Linked DNA regions of Homo sapiens: region 2 is linked to region 1. A link is a loop called in an ENCODE intact Hi-C map of the cell type or tissue named here. Cell type or tissue: Calu3. All regions are shown on one strand. Links, peaks and the distances in the headings refer to the core of each region. The heading gives the core; the rest is flanking DNA.

Region 1 (11,119 bases), core at 1,257-9,256:
TTCAAGCCATGTGTATGAGTGCAGACCACAAGATCAATGGAGCCCTGCAGAGAGTTCCACAGGCACAGCATGAATGACTTAGTCCTTTCCTAGCCTAGGAGCTGCTGGTGGGGAATCTTTTTGCTGTTAGCAATCCTACTGTGTGTTCACTCTTGGGCAGTGTGACATTATTTCTATAGTGTGAGCCACCCCATTTCTGATTGCTACATGACAGCACGCACTCCTGTTGCTATCCAGAAAATGACAGCTTTTCCTTGTTGCCTCTGGTGGTGTCTCACAGCATCCCTATCGCTTGTGATCAACAGCTTTAGCTCGCTCCCCTTCCTACTGTTTCTTTAACATCTGTCTCTGTCAGTCCTCCTCACACTCTTAGTTCAGCAGTCCTTGGTGGCGATGGGCTTGGCTTTGATACCAGTTGGCTTGCAGAGTAGGAACTCAGTACTGCTGACCCCTTCTTGTCATTTGAGGTTATACACAGTTGTTACTGACAAAATGAACACAAGATATCCTGAACTGGAATGTGACTCTGGAAGTGCTATTCACTGCAAGGCTGGATCTAGTCAAGAATTTGGGGGTGATTCCATTTTCCAGGAGTTAGGAGTTTGAACCTTGTGCATCAGTGCATCTTTTGAAAGGATCTAATTAGCTCTGAATTGCCTATTGGTATTCTGAATATATGCTACTCCTCTGATGAATGCAGATAATATATATTTCCTTTAGATTTTTGAAGAACAACACCTTGTAAACCTCACAAACAAACCATAGTCACGGATTGATTCTTCTCTTTCTGGAGATTAATCAATATGTATTGATGGTCATTGAGCTTTAGAAACTCACACCCTAATGATATGGAAGATCACTCGATGAAGTTTCAAGTGGCATTTCCATGCTCTTCGTCATATCTTATAGCACAGTCAACAAAAACTTCACTTTCTAGTGCCATTTTGATATCAAAGTAAGGGTCATACTAAATTTAACTCAGAAACATAATACCACTGATAACCACAGTCTCTACTAATATTGGTTTCAATTATATATTTTTTTAATTAAAAATCTCATTTTGTAATTTTTTTTTTTTTCCAAGACAGAGTTTTGCTTTGTCGCCTAGGCTGGAGTGCAATGGCATGATCTTGGCTCACTGCAACCTCCGCCTCCCTGGATTCAATCAATTCTCCTGCCTCAGCCTCCCGAGTAGCTGGGATTACAGGCACATGCCACCATGACCAGCTAACTTTTGTATTTTTAGTAGAGATGGGGTTTCACCATTTTGGTCAGGCTGGTCTTGAACTCCTGACCTCGTGATCTGCCCACCTTGCCCTCCCAAAGTGCTAGGATCATTTTGTAATTTCTAATGATCATTTACTAATTAAAGCTATTTTCAGCCATGATAATTAATGAGTGTTAGAAAGTGCCATCATTGATTATGAAATTCAGGACTATGTGTTTTTCCAGAGAATTTACTATATTTCACAAAGTTCTTTTTCCTATCTGAGTCAGTGAAGTGGTTGAAGTATGTCATTGCTTGGTGGTTAACAAATGTAATTGTTCTGTCAGGAAAGATGGGTTCAGCTTGGATAATTCTAAATGTTAAATCCAAATGTGAGCTTTCGATTTATTTCAATGAGCAGTGCTATCTCTTTAATATCAAACTATTAGCATATTTGAAATTGTGAAAAAGGCTAAATAAGCAATATTTTAATCTACTTAAAATTCTTCTTTTGACCTGGTATTGAATGTCCTACTTATATTAACTAGGCCTCTTTTGGTTAAGTCCAGTGGATACTCATTTAATCTGCCTCCACATAACCAAATCTCTAGATTGATAGGTACCCTCTATTTCCCTTATAAAATGCACTAATGCCACCAACATGCTAAATGCAAGAATTAGGTTGTTATTCTCTAATATGCTGATGCACTGTTTCTCCTACCAGTGAGCTGAATGCTTAAGAATGAATAATTATGTAATTTAATTTAATATCTATTTCCTTATGAATTATCATTGTGAAAAAGAGTTGTCATAGGTATTAAAACTAAATGAGTATTTGGGAAAATTTGGTAATGGCACATCATTGAAAAATGCTCAGGAATCGGGGTGTAGGTAAAACAATGATAAATCTGGAAATAATCCTTAAAATTTGGAAGGTTTCTTTACCCACATTGCTTTATAATTAGCTTAAAATTCCCATTTCACTTTGAAGAAATTTAAACTGGAAATCACAATTATTGTATTTTGACTGTGGTTTACACAAGAATAACTATGGAAAATTTAATTAGAATATATAAAGTTAATTTGAAACTATGTATACATTTTCTTATTTCAAATAAAAATAAAAGGTTTGAAGTGTTCAGCACTTGTACGGCTTCCCACTTGAAATTAATGATTTTTAGATTAATCAATCATCTACTGATCTAGATAATTTTGGAAAATAGTTTTGTATGGTAGCAAGAACTGACTCTGGCTAGAGGATTTACTGGAATAACACTAAGGATTTTACTGTATCCAAGCATGAGCTGAACCAAAGTCCTGCAAGGGAAGGAAGCTCTGGGGAGCTCAGAAGCAGGAGTTTGTGACTACTCTTATTGCATCTCTGCTCATGTTGAGCCCTGGCAAATCTCAGTCTGTGTCTCTAGATTATAAGTTTCAAGTTTCTGAGAAAGAGAAGCTGATTCTACCAGCTTGGATTCGCTACTCTTGTATCAATCAACCATCCTGGACCAATCATCTATATCCCAGAGGAAAGGCCTGATTTGACAGTTATGAATCAAATAGCCACTTCTGGAAAGAAGGATGTACTACACTCTTAAAATAAATGACTTGAGGATTCTAAAGAAAAATTGGAAAGAAATTTTAGTGGTAAATATATGATGACGATGGGGAATTTTATCCACTAGAATTCTGGAAATCTGCTTCCAAAGCTAAGGGAGGTCACAGTAGAATATTCGAGTGTAATTCCTGAAGACAGGAGAAGCAGAGGGGGTCACACAGAGGTGAAGTAGGGCTTTTGGAGGGGTAGAATATGAGCAGCAATTGTCTAGAAGGAGGGAATAAAGAAGACAGCAAAAAATGAAGGAGAAAGGAACAGAGGAAGAGTGAGAGAGATATCTTGACATCTGTCCTGTATATGGGGCACTGGAGAGAGAGAAGAATTATGAGTTTTCATAACATTTTCAGGATGAAGCACTACATATATATTGTCTCCTCCATTTCAAGAAAGCCAAAACAAATGTCTACACTTTTTTAAAGGATTTAGTTGTTAGATTGGACAAATACAAGCCCATCTCAATAAGGCATGTTTAAACATCTATCCTGTAATACACACTTTAAAAAAGATTTTAGATTTAGCATTGCTTTTGGAATCATTTCTGTTCTTCTCTACTCATGCTGATATGAAGAAGAAAAAGTAAAAACAAACACATTTATACCATTCAAGGAAAAGTGGACAGTTAGAAACTCAGGTTCTAGTCTTTGCTTCTCCAATTAATGGGTCTATCAAGTAGTAGTTGTAAGCCTCATTTTTCTGACTCATAAAATGTAGTGCACTAATATAAATATTAAATAAGGTGACATATACAAATACGTACAGTACAAAAGCAAAATACTATTCTAGTGTGAAGTTATAAATGGCTTCTTATCCATATATCCTTAATCATTACAAAACCTGAAATTCTAGAGAGGTAGAATAAAACAAATATTAATAAGTATTATTAATAAAGTAATATAATTTCATTTTGAAGCTTTTACTTTCCTCCCCTTTATTATTTCTTCTGGAAGATTACAATGATTACTTAGACTTTTTTTTTCTTCTCCAGCATCCCCAAAACATTTAGATCTTCTAGAGTTCCTCCCCATGCACCTCCATAATATGATAAAAATATGGTTCTCTCTTTCTCTATGACCCCAAAATAAATGTGTAGGGACCTTTTGTTTTGGGCTTTTACTGTTAAGGACTACCTGGAAATAAACACTAAAAGCAAATATAACTCATATTGAAGTTACCAATCCTTAAGACACCTCAACATATTTTTAGGACATTTGGGCCTGGACTATAGGGAAGTGTACATGTGGCTAGCCCTTCACCATTTCCCATGATCTCTTCCCTAACTTTAGAAGGTCTTGGGGATGTTATTATTCCTTTAATGTTTTATTTCCTTATTTTTGGGCTTGGTTCTCCCAAAGATATCAATGAAAGATTTCCAATTCTTGAAGAGAACATCGTTTGAGGAACCTCCTACTTGCTGTCCTTTGTCCTTTCTCTCCCTGCCCCAATACTCTTTCTGTCTCTGGTGTAGAACCCTCTCATTCCAGAAGATGATCTGAAAAACCTATTAGGACAAAACTAAGATATCCCAGTGCACCCAGAGTCAAGCAGATCATTTATAAATTAAGCAAACTCTTGGCAAATACCTGCAATTTTAATATTCCCTTGTTCCTCTCAGAAAAAAGAAATCACATTAGGTCATTTCTGACATATAATTTGGGCCTCCTGTATATACCCAAGATAAAAAGAAACATGCATGAGTTAGTTTATATTACACTCTGTATTGCAGAAAGATTATAGCTTTCCATAAACTCAACTCATAAAATGACATTCAATATAAGTTATTTCTTTCTAGAGAAATTCCCATGGAATGCCTGTAGTTTTAAAATAGTACTCATTGTTTATTGAACTACTTAAAGAAATCAAAAGTGATTCTGCTTATGTTTTCTTAAAGAAGAAAAGAAGTTAATTTTTCATCTATCTGTGTTTCCTCCGTGAGAGTATGTTCCAACTGAGAAATGGGACAAAACAGGAAAATTTTATAGTTTCTAATGTGAAAGGAGGACTATAACCATCACTTCTGTTTAGCTTTCAATTTTTCAAGTTTTGCCAGCCTTTCATCTCCTCCTGATGAGGCATTTCTTAACATTCCTCATACATAGTTATACAAATTGGTATTAACAAGAAAAAAATACATGAATTATTTACATAATACAAATGCTTTAAACATTGCTGTGAGAAATAATATTTCAACATTATCCTTATCATCTTTTGTGTGTGAAAAGCCAACATTTACTTACTTTGGGAGAAATAATATATGTTCTTATGGCAAAGTCATTGAAAAAAATAAATATATATATAAATATATATATGTTTTCTAATAAACTGAATTTTTAAATGAAATATTATGTCTCTATATATTGTATGTGTGAGTGGTATTTAAACCTATTAATTCCTCCATAGTAATTCCTTTCATATAATGTAAATTATTTGAACCACAATTGTTAAAGTGCTTTTAAACAGTAAAGTTCTATATAAGCAGGCAGTATTGCCATTACTTCTATGGCTTATTTACACCCCTATGGACTGTTTTCTGCATTTGATATAATTTTTTATTTTTAAAAATTATTGACAACACAGTGAAATTTTCAAATACCAGCAACTATGATGTTTGCAAGCACTGAGAATCATTTAGAATTTTTGAATCATAAGAAATGAAATCAACCTCTACTTGTGCAAATTCCTAGTATGTTATGAATGCAATGCGATCTTGGTATTTGCTTATCAAAGGAATGTACTAAAATATTGCAGAAAAGGCCATGGGCCATGACGGACTTCATTTTATTACTTCACTTTCTTTTGCCTATTAATTCCACATTCCTCTCTCTTCTATTGGCCTTATTAATGGACTTTAACAATGAGATAAAAGTCTTCAGTCCAGTGTTTAGCAAAAAATTGCAGAATTTCAACATGAATGAGACTTCATTTTATAGAAGATATTGTGGTTAATGAATTGTCCGCATTTTGATGTTTTCAGATCTTATTAGGAAAATCTAACTCAATGAACAGTTTCCTTATTTGATGATTATTTTCTTATGTAGTCCTTGAATTCAAAATTAATTCAACAGATATTGATTGAATTTGTATATAGGCTTCTGATGTGGTCCTTTAAAATGATTGCTTTTAGTCTTTTCTTCTGTGCTTGTTCTTGTATTCTGTTCTTGTATTTTCCTGCTCAAGATTTAAAGCCCCAGTAAAGAGGCTTCAATTAGCCAAGCTCACGTGAAGGTAAAGCAAGGTGAGAGGAGAGTTTTGGAAAAGAAAGAGATGCAGGAACCCCTGATTTTCTTACGGGTAAGACAGAAACCTGGGTTTTTTCCATGAAAACTGCACTCATTAGGGAAAAGACAATCTGCAAAAGTAAGATGGAGTGTGATAAACAAAGGGGGATAAAGAATGGGTTCTATAATCAGGAAGTGTACATAGAGCTGGTGGAAATATACTATAGGCTTGATGAAAGTGTGGGTTTCAGATTGATGTAGAAAGAGAGCCAAAAGCATTTCAAGGATGAATTAATTTGGAATACTAATGTTCAATTGTTCATTTTCTTACAGTCTATTGAAAAAGGCATGAATCAAACAATCACAGAGACAATAGCATTATGAACTATAAGAAGTGCTTTGAGTGTAGTAAGTGAAGCCACTTTGCAGCACGACTCTTGGTAAAAGTCCGGTTTACTCTCTTTATCTGAATTTCACTCGGTCATTACTAGCCTTGTTGTGAAATACAAACATATGTACAATTTTTTACCTTCCTTACAAGGAAATTGAGATTACTGTGAGTTTATTAATGACTCTGATGCCCTCAGAGGGAGGTTCAAAGTATTGCAAACAAGGGATATGAGAAAATGATTTTCTCCCATTGTTTTTCAATTCAAGCTTCAGTTGTGTCCTTTATTTGTTATGTGACCTTGAGCAAATGTCTTAAATTCTCTGAGTCTTCAATTCATACATGAATACATAATATTCATTTTGATTGCTTAATGTTGATATGGAATATAACAGTTTTAAAAAAATTATTTGTAGAACTAAGTATATTGCTAATTACATTCCTTACATTAAACTTCAGGGGAGAAATAAATGCATTCTGGAAGAAAAATACCCCAATTTTGAAAATTCTATGCCATTTACAGGAAAAACAAACATACCATTCAACATAAAATATACATGCACAGTATAACAATGAAGTTGAGGCTTTAATGTCTCAAAAATAATTTTTAATATTTATCTTTTAATACTAAAACTATATTCGTCAAAATTTATATAACTGCAATCTCTACTTTGTCCAGTGTTTTGTAGGCCAGTAAAATGACAACTCATTTTCAATTATTAATAGTATCAGATTTCTTAGTTTAAAAAACTAGTGAGAACAAATAAATACATAGTTTTTTCTCAATTATCTTCACCAAGGAAACAATGATATGAACACTCTAAAACAGCAGATAACACAAGTAATACTGTTATCACTGGCTTGGCAAGCCTTGCTGCAATCACATTTTAATTCAGGTATTTCTGAACTTTGGAGAATTTTAGTCAGAACCAGATTTCCACAAGTGGGTCAGCAGTTGATAGCTTGGTTATGTGATGTAATTTGAGGGGGCAAATCCCGAAGTATCTCCCTAGTGTACATAGTACCTGAAAATCTCACAAAACTCATTGAAATACCTACCTGGTTGATAGAGTTTGGCTCTGTGTTGCACCCAAATCTCATCTCAAATTGTAATCCCCACATGTCCATAGAGAGAAGTGATTGTATTATGGGGGAGGTTTCCCCTATGCTGTTCTCATGATAGTGAGTGAATTCTTACGAGATCTGATGGTTTTATAAGTGGTAGTTTTTCCTGCATGTTCTCTCTCTCTCTCTCTGTCTCACCTGCCGCCATGTAAGACGTACTTGCTTCTCCTTCCACCGTGATTGTAAGTTTCTTGAGGCCTCCCCAGCCATGTGGAACTGTGAGTCAATTAAACCTGTTTTCTTTTTAAATTACCCAGTCTTAGGTACATGTCTTCATAGCAGTATAAGAACAGACTAATACACTGCTTATGAATTATAACTTTATCAGAGAAGAGCAGAAAATTAAGTCACTAATGGCCAGCAAATGTTATTCTCCCTCCCTTCCTGGGCCTCCCCTTTACTCCTTTCCAGAAAAAAAGCTTCTTTCATTCTTCCCCAAATATTCCTGTAACTATCCAACTTCCATTTCTTCTTATTCTGGAATTGGCTCTCCCTTTTCCTCCACTTGTTACCATTCTACATCAGCCTTTAAATTTCAGTTTAAAGCCAAGCTTCCATAAAACCTTTATTACCAACTCAAGTTGAAAGGCACTGTTCTGTCTCTGAACACTTACGAGCTTTGTGGTCTATGTGATTCATTTGGTGTTTAATCATTTGGTTTTGCCTTGTGATATCTATTTGATTACATGTTTGGATTTTTAAAAATTGTTCTTTTCTTCTTTTTATTTTCTTTATTTTCTCCCCATTTTTCTGGTTCAAGTCATTCTTTACACAGCTTCCAGAAGGGTCATTCTAAATGGCACTCCTCTGCTTAAAACACATTGCATACCCAATTAAGTCTACATTTCTTACTTTGACTTGTGAAGTCACATGAGTCTTCCTTCAAATCACATAATACAATGAGCTACTTCTTGCCATAGGGCCATTGCCAATACTCTTCTTTCAGCTTAGAATTTTCTCTGCCTGTGTCTTTGCATGGTTGGCTCTGTTCTTCAATGTTCCACCTATGTGTTATCTCCTCTATATTTTTCTCCAACTTTATTATAGAAATGAGATCTTTCTGGGCTCTTTGTCTTATGGCCTTATTCCTTTTTTTTTTCATGTCTATTCTAGCATTTTCCATTTATGTCTCAGAATCCACTCTTCACCATTCTGCATCCTGCTCTCTGCTCTGGAGACTCCCTGGGAACTGTATCCATGGTCTCCTGCCTTCCAGACTGGGGTTGGATTTGTCCATTGTGAGGTGAGATACAGAAAGTGGAGAGTGAGGGCTGGGCATTTATTCTCCTGGCTCCCTTCCCTCCACATAATCCAGTGTTGGTTGTTTCCTATAAAGTAGTTACTATTTATTTTTATTTTACAGATGAAAAAAGTGAACTCAGAATGGTTGGCCGAATGCGGTGGCTCATGCCTGTAATCCTAGCACTTCGGGAGGCTGAGGTGGGCAGATTGTGTGAGGTCAGGATTTCAAGATCAGCTTGATCAACATGGCGAAACCCCGTCTCTACTAAAAATACAAAAATTAGCCAGGTATGGTGGTGCACACCTGTAGTCCCAGCTATTCAGGAGGCTGAGGCACAAGAGAATTGCTTAAACCCAGCAGGCAGAGGTTGCAGTGAGCTGAGATTGCGCCACTGCACTCCTGCCTGGGTGACAGATGGAGACACTATCTCAAAGCAAACAAAAAATCGTTAAGAGATTTATACAATTAACAGTGACTGAGTGGCACTGTCAGGATTTATATTTCAGCATTTAAAAAAATCACTCTGCCTCATTTAGCAATTGGATAATCACAAGTGATCCAACTTTTATTTCTCAGACTAGTTAGAAACATCAGTCTGAAATTAATTTCTCTACCACTGAATTCATTGTTTTTTTAAACTTATGCTCACAGCAAAGGATGAGGAACAAGTTACCATAGCATTTATTCCATGCATGTTGAGCTGTAGAATCCTACAGAATTTGTTATCCAATGTGTTAAAAATCATCTAGCTTTATAACAAAAAACCAAGAGTTGACCACATTTTCAAAAAAGCGTAATAACTGTCTTGAAACATGTCCTGAATACAACTATAATAAGATGTCTTAATTATAACTTACTTTTAAGAATTATTTGAACTTCATTTTTAGGTTAAATAATAAAAATTTGTTAAAGATTTTAACAATATTGAATTACATATATTGTCTAACTCAATAATGTTGACCAAACTCTCAATGAGAGAGTTTTAAAAATCATGTGGCAAACCCTTTAGCAGAAGTGTTTCTGTATTATATTTGTTAACTAGAAAAAGATGCTACTTTACTATTAATTTAGAGAACAAATGCAAAAGATATAAAGTAAATTTAGGCACAATGCAAAATGTTGAGGGGTTTTAAATCTTAGGAGTAGTCTTGTGGGAAATAATTGTTTAGGTCTTGAAAATTTAAACCTTCTACACATTTTGCTAAAACATGATATGTCCAATATCTCTACTCTTTCCTCAAACATGAATAGCTTCGTAAAAAGGTGTTCATTCACTTAAGGACATCCGTGAGTTTCCTTAAATACGGAAAAGGCAAAAAACATGAAAGATGAGAATGAACTCCAGTGTAAATACAGATAAATATGGCGACAGCTGTTGCTGAATAGTTACAGAATTAGCTTGAGAAATGAAACCTCTGTAGTTCACACACAGGCACACACATACACACACACACACTTTGGATTTATTTATGAAACAGCATCTTCTAAACACAGAACCTTGCATTGCAGAAAAGGCAATTAAATAGAACAGCATGAGGTTGTCAATCACTTCAACAACTAACAAAAGCATTGACTATCAAAGCAAATAATGTTAATGTGCAAAAAGGTACCTTGCTATCAAAGCAAATAATGTAAACATGCAAAGGCAAAGAATTCTCTGTATCAAATGTCACCATTTTAATGTTCACCATTTTTGTGACTGTTTTTGCATATGCATGATACTATATCAGTAATTCTGAAATTTGATATAGAATTGGCCATTATCATTTCTTAGAGGATTTGGTCATCCTGTGATGCTTTTGTAAGAGGTGGGGACTTTCTTTTTCCTTCTTTTCTTTCTTTTTTGTGTTGTTGCTAGTGTTATACAAATAAATGGACAGTCACAGCTTATCATCATTTAAGATGCATGTGCATGCTGCAGTTTACTGAAACATGATTGGTTGCTACATAAATCAATCTGATAGAGATCGGTTCCATGAAGAAGAGATAAATCATTAGCCAGAGCTTTTAGAATGTAATTCATTTTAGATAGTGATTATTGATGATTTAATTTTAGCAGTACATGTACAAGTCTAGACCATGATTTTATATAAAATGTTAACACAGAAGAATGTATTCATCTTAAAAGTGAGTATAAAGAAACCAATTAGAAATTTACATGCAAAACATGTTAATGAAGTGGCAGAGTTGTGAAGTCCACAAAGTTCTATTTATTAAACAAGTTAGAATGTTAGCATAGTCCTCGGGAAATTTTTAAGAAATATTTCCTTAAGACTCAGTGGTACAAAGAAGTGTCCTCAAACTTCATTTGACTTACCACACT
Region 2 (11,119 bases), core at 2,003-10,002, 53 kb before region 1:
TGACTTCATTTCTAAGGCATTACTTTTGATAAAGGAGCAAATCTAGTTAGTGTGATTTTGAACGTTTAATTTGTTGCTAGGGAAATTTTTCATGTTTTCAGTACAAATTTTACCAGAAGAGAGCTGTTTTTAGTAAAATGACATGGCATTTCCAACTAAATCCAAAACTGCACATGAAGGCTAGCTACCAGTCCATTAGAATGTAAACCTGGGGTTGGGAGAGTATTTCTGCAAATGGCCAGATAATAAATATTTTAAGGTTTGGGTAGGGGGGCCTCATATGGTTTCTGTCACATGTCCCTCTTTGTTTTGTTTTACAATCTTTAAAAATTTAAAAACCTTACTTAGCTTGAGGGAAATGCAAAAACAGACTACAGGCCAGATTCAGAGATGGCCATAGTTTGTTAACCCCTAATCTAAGGTTTTAAGACTTTGTTTAATGTAGCAAAACATTTTTTCTCAGACATGGTTGTTTTACAGATGCTAATTTCAAGCTCAGGGTTTCTTTCTGAGTTGATTTTATACTGTGCTATGATTAATGCAAGGATATTTTGATCGATAAGGCTCAATACAGGTATTCTAACTGGTGGAATTTAAAAAATATAACTTCCAGTAATTATTCACAACAATCCCAAACTGCTATTATATATCTTACTATACATGATATTCTTTTATTGGGAAATAAATTTGTTGTTGTGATGGTGGTTGGGCATCTGGACAGCTTTCCACAGGACTTTTGCTTTCCCATGTTGTTGCAAAGTGAAAAATTCTATGTAAACATTTCTTCAATTCACTTTAAGGTAAAATAACTAAGATATTACACCATATGTTTTGTACTTTTGAGATTTTTCTTTAACACACATTTAAGGCCAAAGACTTTTAATACTAAATTACCATAAGAGTTTAAATAATTCAGGGTATTTTGCCAACAATTACTCTTAATATACCAGTAAAATGTATATATTTTTAAATTTTCTGACTAATATGATATAGATTGTTCTGACATATTCAAAATAATACGTCTGAAAAGGCAAATCCCTCCTGTTTATAAGAATGACTTTCTTTAAATAAAAACGGTTTAATGATGTGAAGACTACCTTTAAGATATCAAAATGCATAATTCAGCTCACCTTTCCCAGCTTCGCTGTCAAAATAGTGTATATTTAATGATTGGGCTTTTGGGTCAAATTTTCTTGAAATCCACAGCATTTAGATCTTTCCTGCATTGCCTCTCTCGAAGATTCTGTACTCATTACATTCTCACAGTTCTCTCAGTGTCTGGGGATGCAACATGCACCAAACAAGTGCTGAATGTGAAATAAACATTCAGTGCGTGATGGGAGGAAGAGAATTTTGCCTTTAGGCAGGTTGTTATTTTAAACGCAGTGCCAAGGATATTATTTCATTTTACAGCAATACTTAAGCTCTAACATTTTGTCTTAAGACAAAAGAGAGCATGGTCTCATGACCTCAGGGTTGAGCCAAACCAACAGTAGCAATATGAAGACTACTCAGGCCCAGCCAGTGGCGGTTGAGAATGCAAGGGAATGGATCCAATGGAGAGTCTTTACCTTAGAAGTATTATAAGAACCATTTAGCAGCAGGCAAAGAACCATGGACATGAATATTTAGTTGGTGGCTTATCCTGGACCTTTGCTTTTTTTCAGTGAAGGTCACTTTGCACCTATATCTATGCTGGGGATTGCTTTTGGACACAGGGATATTAAAATGAAAAAGATGATCCTTGCCCTTAAGTATGACAGAATTCTCTTTCTTTTTTCTTCATTGGCTTTTTAAAAAAGGACATTTTCAAATCCTACCTTTATGGTTATTATAAAGTGGCCTAAGATCTTGAAGTGTGTGTAGTATATCCCAAGTCTTCTAAATATCGCAGTCTTGCAAGTAATAGCATTTACTGTATTTTTTCTGTAATCGTTAGTGAACTTGATTGTCTCCTGTATTAACCAGAATAGCAGTTTAAAAATCCTCTAATTGGCCAGGTGTGGTGGCTCACGCCTGTAATCTCAGTGCTTTGGGAGGCCGAGGTGGGCAGATCACCTGAAGTTGGGAGTTCGAGACCAGCCTGGCCAACATGGAGAAACCCCGTCTCTACTAAAAATACAAAATTAGCCGGGCGTGGTGGTGCATGCCTGTAATCCTAGCTATTCGGGAGGCTGAGGCAGGAGAATTGCTTCAATCCACGAGGAGGAGGTTGCAGTGAGCCGTGATCACGCCATTGTACTCCAGCCTGGGCAACAAGAGGGGAACTCCGTCAAAAAAAACAAAAAAAAATTTCTAATCTGTATAAAAATGTTGTGTGTAAATCTGTATGTGCACTATTCTATAGACGGGGACCCACAACTGTATTTTGTGTTTCAGAATTCCATGATCCAAAAGAGATTAAGAGACAATGAATTTGACCAAATATTTCTGAAAGACAGGGACTCCTTAACAAAAAAAATTAGAATGTCAGTTTCCTTATTTACCATGAGAAATATATAACTATAAAAATACTACATTTTTGAGTTTGTAGTTTATAGTATTGTACTATAGGTATATTAACCAAGGAATTGAAATTATAATTATCCTCTGTGTAAACTTTTATGTCTCAGCAATTTCATTCCAAAGTATTTTCTTAATGACTTAAATGAGACTTGTGATGTTTTGTTTCAAATTGTGTTTTATTAACAGTGACAAAATAGTATAAAATCATATTACCTTTGAAAGGTGATCCTTTCTAAATGCTCAAAAAATATTTGTCAGTAATGATGAGTGGCATTAAATAAAAACCTTTGTTATCTATTGTAAACTTTTAACATAAGACGGATATTCTTAGCTCTGGATGCTGTTTAAAAGGGATATTTTAAGCCCAATATTCATTGGGGTACAGAGAGAAAGCCTTGTCACTGGAGTGCAAGCTCTGTGAGGGAAGGGACATATTTCACTCATTTTAATAAGCTCAATATCTAGCACTATATTTTAGACACAGTGGGACCAAAGCAAAATCCTTTTGGCTTATTGAATAAAAGAATGAATAAAGATGTTCTGCCTAAAGAAAAAAATTAGATGGAACTTCTGAGTGAATTTCAAGTTCCCACAGTGAAATTTGGATATTCATTTGAAGCGGAATACATTCTCTGGAATGTCTTTATCTTTTAAAATTCTGCTCATACAGTAAGACAAAACAACAAAAAGGCGATAAAATGAGTGAAATACGTGCCTTCCCTCACAGAGCTTGCACTCCAGTGACAGGGCTTGCTGTCCTGTTCTCCAATGCATATTGGGCTTAAAGCATCCCCTTTAAAGAGCATCCACAGGTAAAAATATCTGTCTTATGTTAAAAATTTACAATAGATAGGCCAGGCATGGTGGCTCACACCTGTAATCCCAGCATTTTGGGAGGCCGAGGTGGGTGGATCACCTGAGGTCAGGAGTTCAAGACCAGCCTGGCCAACATGGTGAAACCCCATCTCTACTAAAAATACAAAAATTACCTGTGTGTAGTGGCATATGCCTGTAATCCTAGCTACTTGGGAGGCTGAGGCAGGAGAATTGCTTGAACCTGGGAGGCAGAGTTTGCAGTGAACCAAGACTGCACCACTGCACTCCAGCCTGGGCGACAGAGCAAGACTCCATCTAAAAAAAAAAAGTTTACAATAGATAAAAACAAGCAAACAAAAGGCAACAAATTGCAAATTGAAACACAATGAAAACATCTCAAATCCCCTTTGATATGGTTTGGATCTGTGTCCCACCAAATCTCATGTCAAATTGTAATCCCCAGTGCTGGAGGTGGGATCTGGTGGAAGGTGATTGGATCATGGGGGTGAATCTTTCATGACTGTTTAGCACTATCCCCTTGGGGCTGTTCTCTTGATAGAGTTCTCATGAGATCTGGTTGTTTAAAAGTATGTAGCACCTCCCCACTCACTCTCTCTTGCTCCTGCTCTTGCCATGTAAGATGTGCCTGCTTCCCCTTCACCTTTTGCCATCATTTAGTTTCCCGAGGCTTCTTCAGAAACCAAGCAGATTCCAGCATCATGCTTTCTGTACAGCCTGCAGAACCATGAGTCAATAAAACCTCTTTTCTTTATAAATTTCCCAGTCTCAGGTATTTATAGTAATGCAAGAACAGACTAATACACCCCGCCTCTTTGAAATATCCCTAATAGCTTCAGCTGGAAGTGATTCTTCCCTGCTTTAATATCATATAGTATTGTGAATTTCTCTCAATGCATTTTTTTCTTACTTACCATGTGTTAGATTTAATTATGCATGTAGCTGGCCCAGCTGAAGCCTCCTGCTTCCTCTGCCATCTTGGTAGATTTGACTAGAACTCTAAGTTCCAGAGCCTATGACTGGTCAAATTAATCCAACTTTCATGGATTTCTGAGGGTTTTTGTTTTGATAAGATACTGAGTACTGCCTCCTCTATCTTTGCCTGCTCTGACAGCTGCTTGTGATATCTCTTTCACCCTGAGCCAAACTGAGCTTAAAATTTATTTCTTTCACTGGTTTCCACAAAGATCCACACACATATAGCTTTAGGCAAATTGAAAATATTCCACAGACTAACTGAAGGTAATGGAGAGGTAGGCTTGTCATCTTATAATTTTTTATCTTGAACCTTTTCTTGAATCTCTGCTCCTCTTTCCCTCCCTCAAAGATTTCCTCCACCTGCAGTTGCGTGTTCATCTTATCTATGATACAAAACAGCTTCCTCTTCCTTCCATGCCCTTTTCCTGCTGACCCTCAAACTTAGAACACCTATCAATGCATTTTCCTGGAGAAATATAACCCTGTGCCTCAGAAGAATTCTGGTGTCAGTTGCTCAAGTCATTGTACTTTCAGCCCTGTGCATGTAAACTTATCCTTTATTTGTATTTCTCATCTGCAAGCTTCTTAGGGCTTTATGTGGAGCTTCTCAACAATATCTTGCATAGATATAACACAGTCCATTAAGTGTGTTTGCATTTGCTGCCTCCTTGGATCCTTCAAATAACTATGTAATTGACAAAGATATCCTACTTTAAAGCAACAATTACTGTCCGAAACAGGTTAAATGAACTTTTACAAGGTCATATGACTTAATCAACAGTAGAGCAAAAATTAGACCCAGGTCTTAGATGTCACATTAAGAGCATTCTCTTACATCAAGCTAAAATTAATGTTAGCTGGATAAATGAATATTTAAATATAGTCACCAAAATACATCTACAGCCAAATGAATGTGGTAATTGAAAAAAAAATTTGATTTATTCATTCTCTACCTTCCTTTAGTGTAGATAATAATTACTTCACTATATCAATACCAAAATCCACACACGTGGCACAAAAGAAAACGAATGCTTATAAGTGAATATAAAATCACTTTCAGATTTGTTTATTTTCAATGCCAGCTAGTGCCAGAATATTTTTGGTACGGTCAGAGTAATCAAGCTTCTACAAACAGCATGTAGAGATTGATAGATTTTTAGATATTGGCATATGTACATTTATAGCTATTGACAAAGCTTAACTCTTTTCAAGAACATTCCAACTAATATTGGCATTCTGTTTTATCCATTGACACTCAACATGATGTACTGTGGAAGACTTTAAGACTTTCAGTGTTTGACTAAGCTTTACAGTCATTAATGTTTAATCGCTTACAATTCAGAAAGCATTGTGCTTTCATTTTTTATGTGGCTTGTTTATCTATGTAAAGTAAATCAACAGTGCCTTTCTGATAGTCTCCCAGTACATTTATAATCAGTCCCATTTGATGATTGGTGATGAATATGGATACAACTGCTATTTGGAATTACTTTATCATTCTATACAGATTCTAAATTCAATTTTTTTTCTTTAAAACAATTATAATACATGGAAATACCAGCCAAAAATTCCAAAGCTATGAATATCTTGGGGAGGGGCAACGATAATGTGCTACTCAAAATGTCTGGTATTGGCATGCAGCATTTCTAGCCTATAAATAAGAAAATAGTTACATTAAAACATCTCTTGGACTAAAGAGTTTTTAGCTATTGAGAGAGTCAAAATTCTGTGATGTCCATCCTTAAGGGCAAACAAACTCATTCCTTGGAATGGTTATCCCAAGGAAACAATGAAGAGATCTTGAACTACAGCTCTGTACATGCCACTGCAATGAATGCACACCATTGTATCATCATCATCAGGGCACTAGTGAGAGACAAAATGCTCTTGGCCAAGGTTGGGGGAAACAGGGACACAAAGAACCCAATTCAAGCAAAGCATAGTGGGTAGTGGACACATTTGTAGAATTTTAACAGATTCCTGGCATTTGTATTTACTCTTTGTTTACATTTAGGCTTTTAGCAGAAATACCGAAGTGATTTTGCAAGTCCTTTTGGTATACTGAAAAACTGGAAATGTAGATAAAAGATAATGTATTACTTAAGAAAATGTATTAAAGTTCTCAGAAAATTTTTTTAAAACTGGCTTCTAAAGAAGCTAAGAAACAATAGAAAACTATTCAGATAACAAATAAAAATGTCGTTTCCTTTTTACAGCTCTGCAAATGGAAAAATACACTTCTATTATTCCTGTTCATGAAACTGGCCTGAAGTGTGAACAAACAAGCCACAGCCAAGTTGACAGATACTCAGTTATACTTTATTACAGCCAGTGTCCTACAATCATGTCAGATATCATATTCCGCATTCACCTGTCTACATCTTCAAGAAAAAGGATTCTTACGTACAGCTTTTAAAAATACAAGTCTGAATTGATTCTTTCTTTTGTGCCATAGAGTTTGAATACGTCCTCATCCTTTACACATGCAATTCATGGTCACAGAGAACAGCAGGAAGATGTGGCAATAAGCAGTTCAGAAAATTGATTGCATGTGACTTTTGAGAGAATAAGGCAAAAGGCTGAAGCCAAAGTGGCTTCGTGCCTACCTAAAGGGACAGCCATGAATGAATTGCCTATAGGGGATGGCACATCTGGTCTCCTACCATCCTTACCAGATTTGGCTGGTGACTACCGCTACCTCTGGCATTGTCTGACTGCCCCCACTTTAGCCTCAGTGCTTAGAGCTATCTGGGAAGTCAGCTGCCAAGGTTAAACATAAGGTCCATTCTTGGAGGCCATCCTCTGGGCTCCAAGGCTGATTTCCCCGGGGACTTTATAAGTGGCAACACCTTACTTCATGTGCTTGCTGCTTTACAGATGTATGTTCTTGAGTCATGTCTATGACTTCTGATGTATGCCAGTCATGGATTAAATTTTTCTGTTTTCATCCCCTGGGAAGGTAACTCTCAAACTTGTATGTATCAGCAACTACTGGGAGTTTGTTAGAAATTCAGGTTCCCAGGCTTGAATAGGTCTGGGTGGGATCCAGGACATCACTGGACTTTATTTTGTGAAATTACTCCCCGGACCCTGTAATCTATGCTAATTATGATAAAGAAATACATATTTTAAAAAATTCTTTTTTAAAATGAATTTAGGAAAAGCAACATCAATTATCTGAAGTACTGGCAAATGACTCAGATAATAATTAAATCTTTACCCATTATAGACTAAAATATTGATTGAAGTCACATGAAATTAATTTCATTTTGTATAAGGATGAGGTTGTGGAGGACTTTTCTTTGTTTTGAAGGGGACCCTGATTTGGTAAGAGCCATCCTTTTATGAGAGAAACTCTCTAAGGAAGCAATGTCTATGGCACCAGATTATCGCTGTCTCACTAATCACTCAGCAGTACTGATGAGGAGTGATTTTTTTTCTTGTTTGTTTGTTTATCTGCTAGGCTAATATAGGGCTTGATGGCTGATTTAATTTTTATTTCTTTTATTACTAGAGAAGTTAAATATTTCTTGTGCTAATTTATCATTTATTTTTCTGCCTCTTTAGATTTTATTGCTTATTTTTGCACACTTTTTCACTTTCCATGGAGGTGTTAGAGTTTCAATTATTGGTTTGAAAGAGGTCTCAATATATTAAGGATATTAACCCTTTATTATATGTCTTGAAAATTTTGTTACTCTTACATTTTAAAAAGACATTGCAGATGTTTACCAAGATGAAGTTTTGGAAACATTGTCAATACATCAGTCAGGCAGTAACCATCAAAAGTTAGAGTTTCTGCACAAATTGAAACAACCTATTTTATACTCTTGTTACATGGTTTTATTTTTTGCACTCTTTTTGTCAGATTTGTAATTAAATACCATTAAAATGTTCTAGAGCAGGTTTGCTAATATGAGAATTAACTCTTCTGTAAGTTTGAAGAAATCTTGAGAAAATCATTCTGGCTCTGGAATCTTTTGTGGAAGAATATATATTCTGTAACCCATACTTTTAGTAGCTGAAAATATTGTAGGTCTACTTGTGCAGTCTTACATTTTGGCTGACTATCGTTTGGTTCATTTGGTTCTGCTTTTAACAGTGGCAGTTTCCCAGTGCTACCAACTCGGGACTTCTTTAAATTAATTTTTGACATCCTTTTTGTGGGGAGGGGAAGGGCATACATATCATGTTCCAGCCATCTATTACTACATTAAAATGACCACAAAACCTAGTAACTTAAAACATATATATTTTGCTCATCATTTTGTGGGTCAGAAATTCAGGAAGGGTTTATATGGGTAGTTGGCCTCTGATTCCCATGGTGTCACCTAGGGCAGCTAAAGCTGGAGAAACAACATCCAAGATTTTTTTTTTTTTTTTAAATTTCCACAAGACTCTAGGACCTCTCCATGTGTTTTTTTGCTTCTCACAATGATGGTCTCAGAGCAGTTGCTCTTCTTTAATGGCAATAGACTTCCAAAAGATAGGAAGCAGAAGCTTCCAGGCCAATCAATGGTGATATCCAGGACTGGAATAACTTCACCACTGGTAATCCTATTGGCTAACATAGTTACAGGGCCTGCTCAGATTCAATGGGTCAGAGAACTAGACTTGACCTCTTTTTTTTTTTTTTTTTCAGACGGAGTCTTGCTCTGTCGCCCAAGCTGGAGTGCAGTGGCTGATCTCGGCTCACTGCAAGCTCTGCCTCCCGGGTTCAGGCCATTCTCCTGCCTCAGCCTCCTGAGTAGCTGGGACTACAGGTGCCTGCCACCACGCCCAGCTAATTTTTTGTATTTTTAGTAGAGATGGGGTTTCACCATGTTAGCCAGGATGGTCTCGATCTCCTCACCTGGTGATCCACCCGCCTTGGCCTCCCAAAGTGCTGGGATTGCAGGCGTGAGCCACAGCGCCCGGCCTAAACTTGACCTCTTGATGTGGAAGTGCTCAGAAGAACATGTGGGATGGGAGATATTGTTGCAGTCATGTTTAGATAATATTCTGTCACAGAGAATATGACTTCCTGCCCCTCATTCATGTGAGGTTGGGCTTGTTTTTGTGAATTCTTAGAGAAGACTGAGGTGAGATACTCTTTCTCACTATCTTCCTTAAAGGCGTGAGTATTTTTCTAATTTAATCCTGAAGGTGATCACCATCATGACTTATCTTGACTGTAGTAATGTTCTCCTAATTTACCTTGGTGCTCCCACTCATGACACATTGTCCATTCTCCATTCAGCAACCAGAGTGATCTTTTAGAAAACCATATTATTTACTGCAATTCTTCTACTCTAAAGCATCTAGTAAAGCCCCATTATACTCGGAATAAAATTCTTTCAAGGACATATATGCTGTCAACTTTGATCACTAGCTGCCTCACACAACTTCTCAAGGCATAGTGGCCTTCTTATTGTTCATAAAATAACCCAAATGCACTTCAGCACCAGGGCCTTTGCACTTGCTATTCCACTATCTTCCCCTAGGCTTATCTTGCATGATTCAACCTATCATTTCACTGAAGTCTCTGCTTGAATTAGAAATTCCTTAGAGCAGTGGTACCCAACCATTTTGGCACCAGGGACCAGTTTCATGGAAGACAATTTTTCCACGTATGGACAGCAGTGAGTTGAGGAGGGATTTCAGGATGGAATTGTTCTACCTCAGAGCATCAGGCATTTGACTCTCATAAGGAGCGTGCATCTTAGATCCCTTGCATGCAGAGTTCACAATAGGGTTTGTGCTCCTGTGAAAATCTAATGCCACCACTGATCTGACAGGAGGCAGAGCTCAGGCAGTAATGCTTGCTTGACAGCCACTCACCTCCTGCTCTGCAGCCTGGTTCCTAAGAGGCCACAGACTCCTGCCTTAGAGCATTTTAAAAAGAATGTCTACCCATGTATTATTCTGCTTCACTTTTCTCAAAGCACTTTCTATTGCCTAACAATTCTGATATAATATGTAATTTGTGATTTATTATATACATTGATTTATCTTCTTATGTTATATTCATAAGAAGTGTCCCTAGTTCCTAAAATATTTGTTAACAAATGTATAAACAGATCAAAAGGAATAAAATTAAATTCTATATAATCTCTTATGGTCTTTAACTTCAAGTATTACCAATTTGAGATAATATCAACACAAAAGGGAATGGGAGAAGAAGTGTGAAGATCCTGAGTATAAATTTATGTTGATGCCTTGAAACTCAGTCTATTATATCTAATGTAATTATAAAAAACATATGTTATAAAAAATAGTAAAATTACACACATTAATAAAAACTGGTGATAATAATGAATGTTATCTTAACAATTCATTAGCATCTACTTGATAAGATCATCAAGATGATTTTTAGCAAATAATTCTTTCATTCTTTGTGTACCTGAACTCCTCTTTGTCAGTTCACTGCTCTGGGCACTATCCACGCATCTGCTAAAAGAGGCTATTGATTATACAATTATAGCTCAATTGTTACTTTTGTTTAAAATGATCTCCACCTCTCCCATAGCTTATTGATATAAGCTATTTCCCAGAAGCAAATTGTAATCTAATACTTGACCTTGGGCTTCTGAGGCTATTCAGATTCTTGCTTGTACTAACTCTTTTTATGATCGGCTTTTTTCAGCTCATCAAATATAAATTGATTTTCTGAAGTTACTGAATATTTAGATAGTGGTAAAATGGCTGCGTTTTCTGACAGTTTACTATTTATCTTTATGTATGAATGTGAGATGTTGTAGATAAAATATTAAAGAAATCATCTCTTTCATTTATACACACATATACATATCTAGTTCTGCAT

The links. A loop is a pair of places that touch in the nucleus more often than their neighbours do. Peaks named below come from ENCODE experiments on the same cell type or tissue, not always from the same donor. Only the 100,000 strongest peaks of a DNase experiment are listed, where the experiment ranks them.
Region 2: it touches region 1 in a loop (4-fold over the local background); 2 of 110 quality-filtered maps call a loop at or near these places.

Annotation. Positions count from the first base shown.
Region 1 is chr5:92,911,683-92,922,801 of GRCh38, reverse strand. It overlaps LINC02058 (long intergenic non-protein coding RNA 2058), which reads left to right. Exons shown (of 3, transcript XR_001742811.3): 2 at 8,667-8,796; 3 at 8,917-10,686. Among named protein-coding and RNA genes, the nearest start is that of LINC02058, 23 kb to the left of the region's middle. In Calu3, for the core only: no CTCF peak of the experiment used is centred there; no DNase peak of the experiment used is centred there.
Region 2 is chr5:92,965,182-92,976,300 of GRCh38, reverse strand. No RefSeq gene overlaps it. Among named protein-coding and RNA genes, the nearest start is that of LINC02058, 31 kb to the right of the region's middle. In Calu3, for the core only: no CTCF peak of the experiment used is centred there; a DNase peak (open chromatin) is centred at 6,210.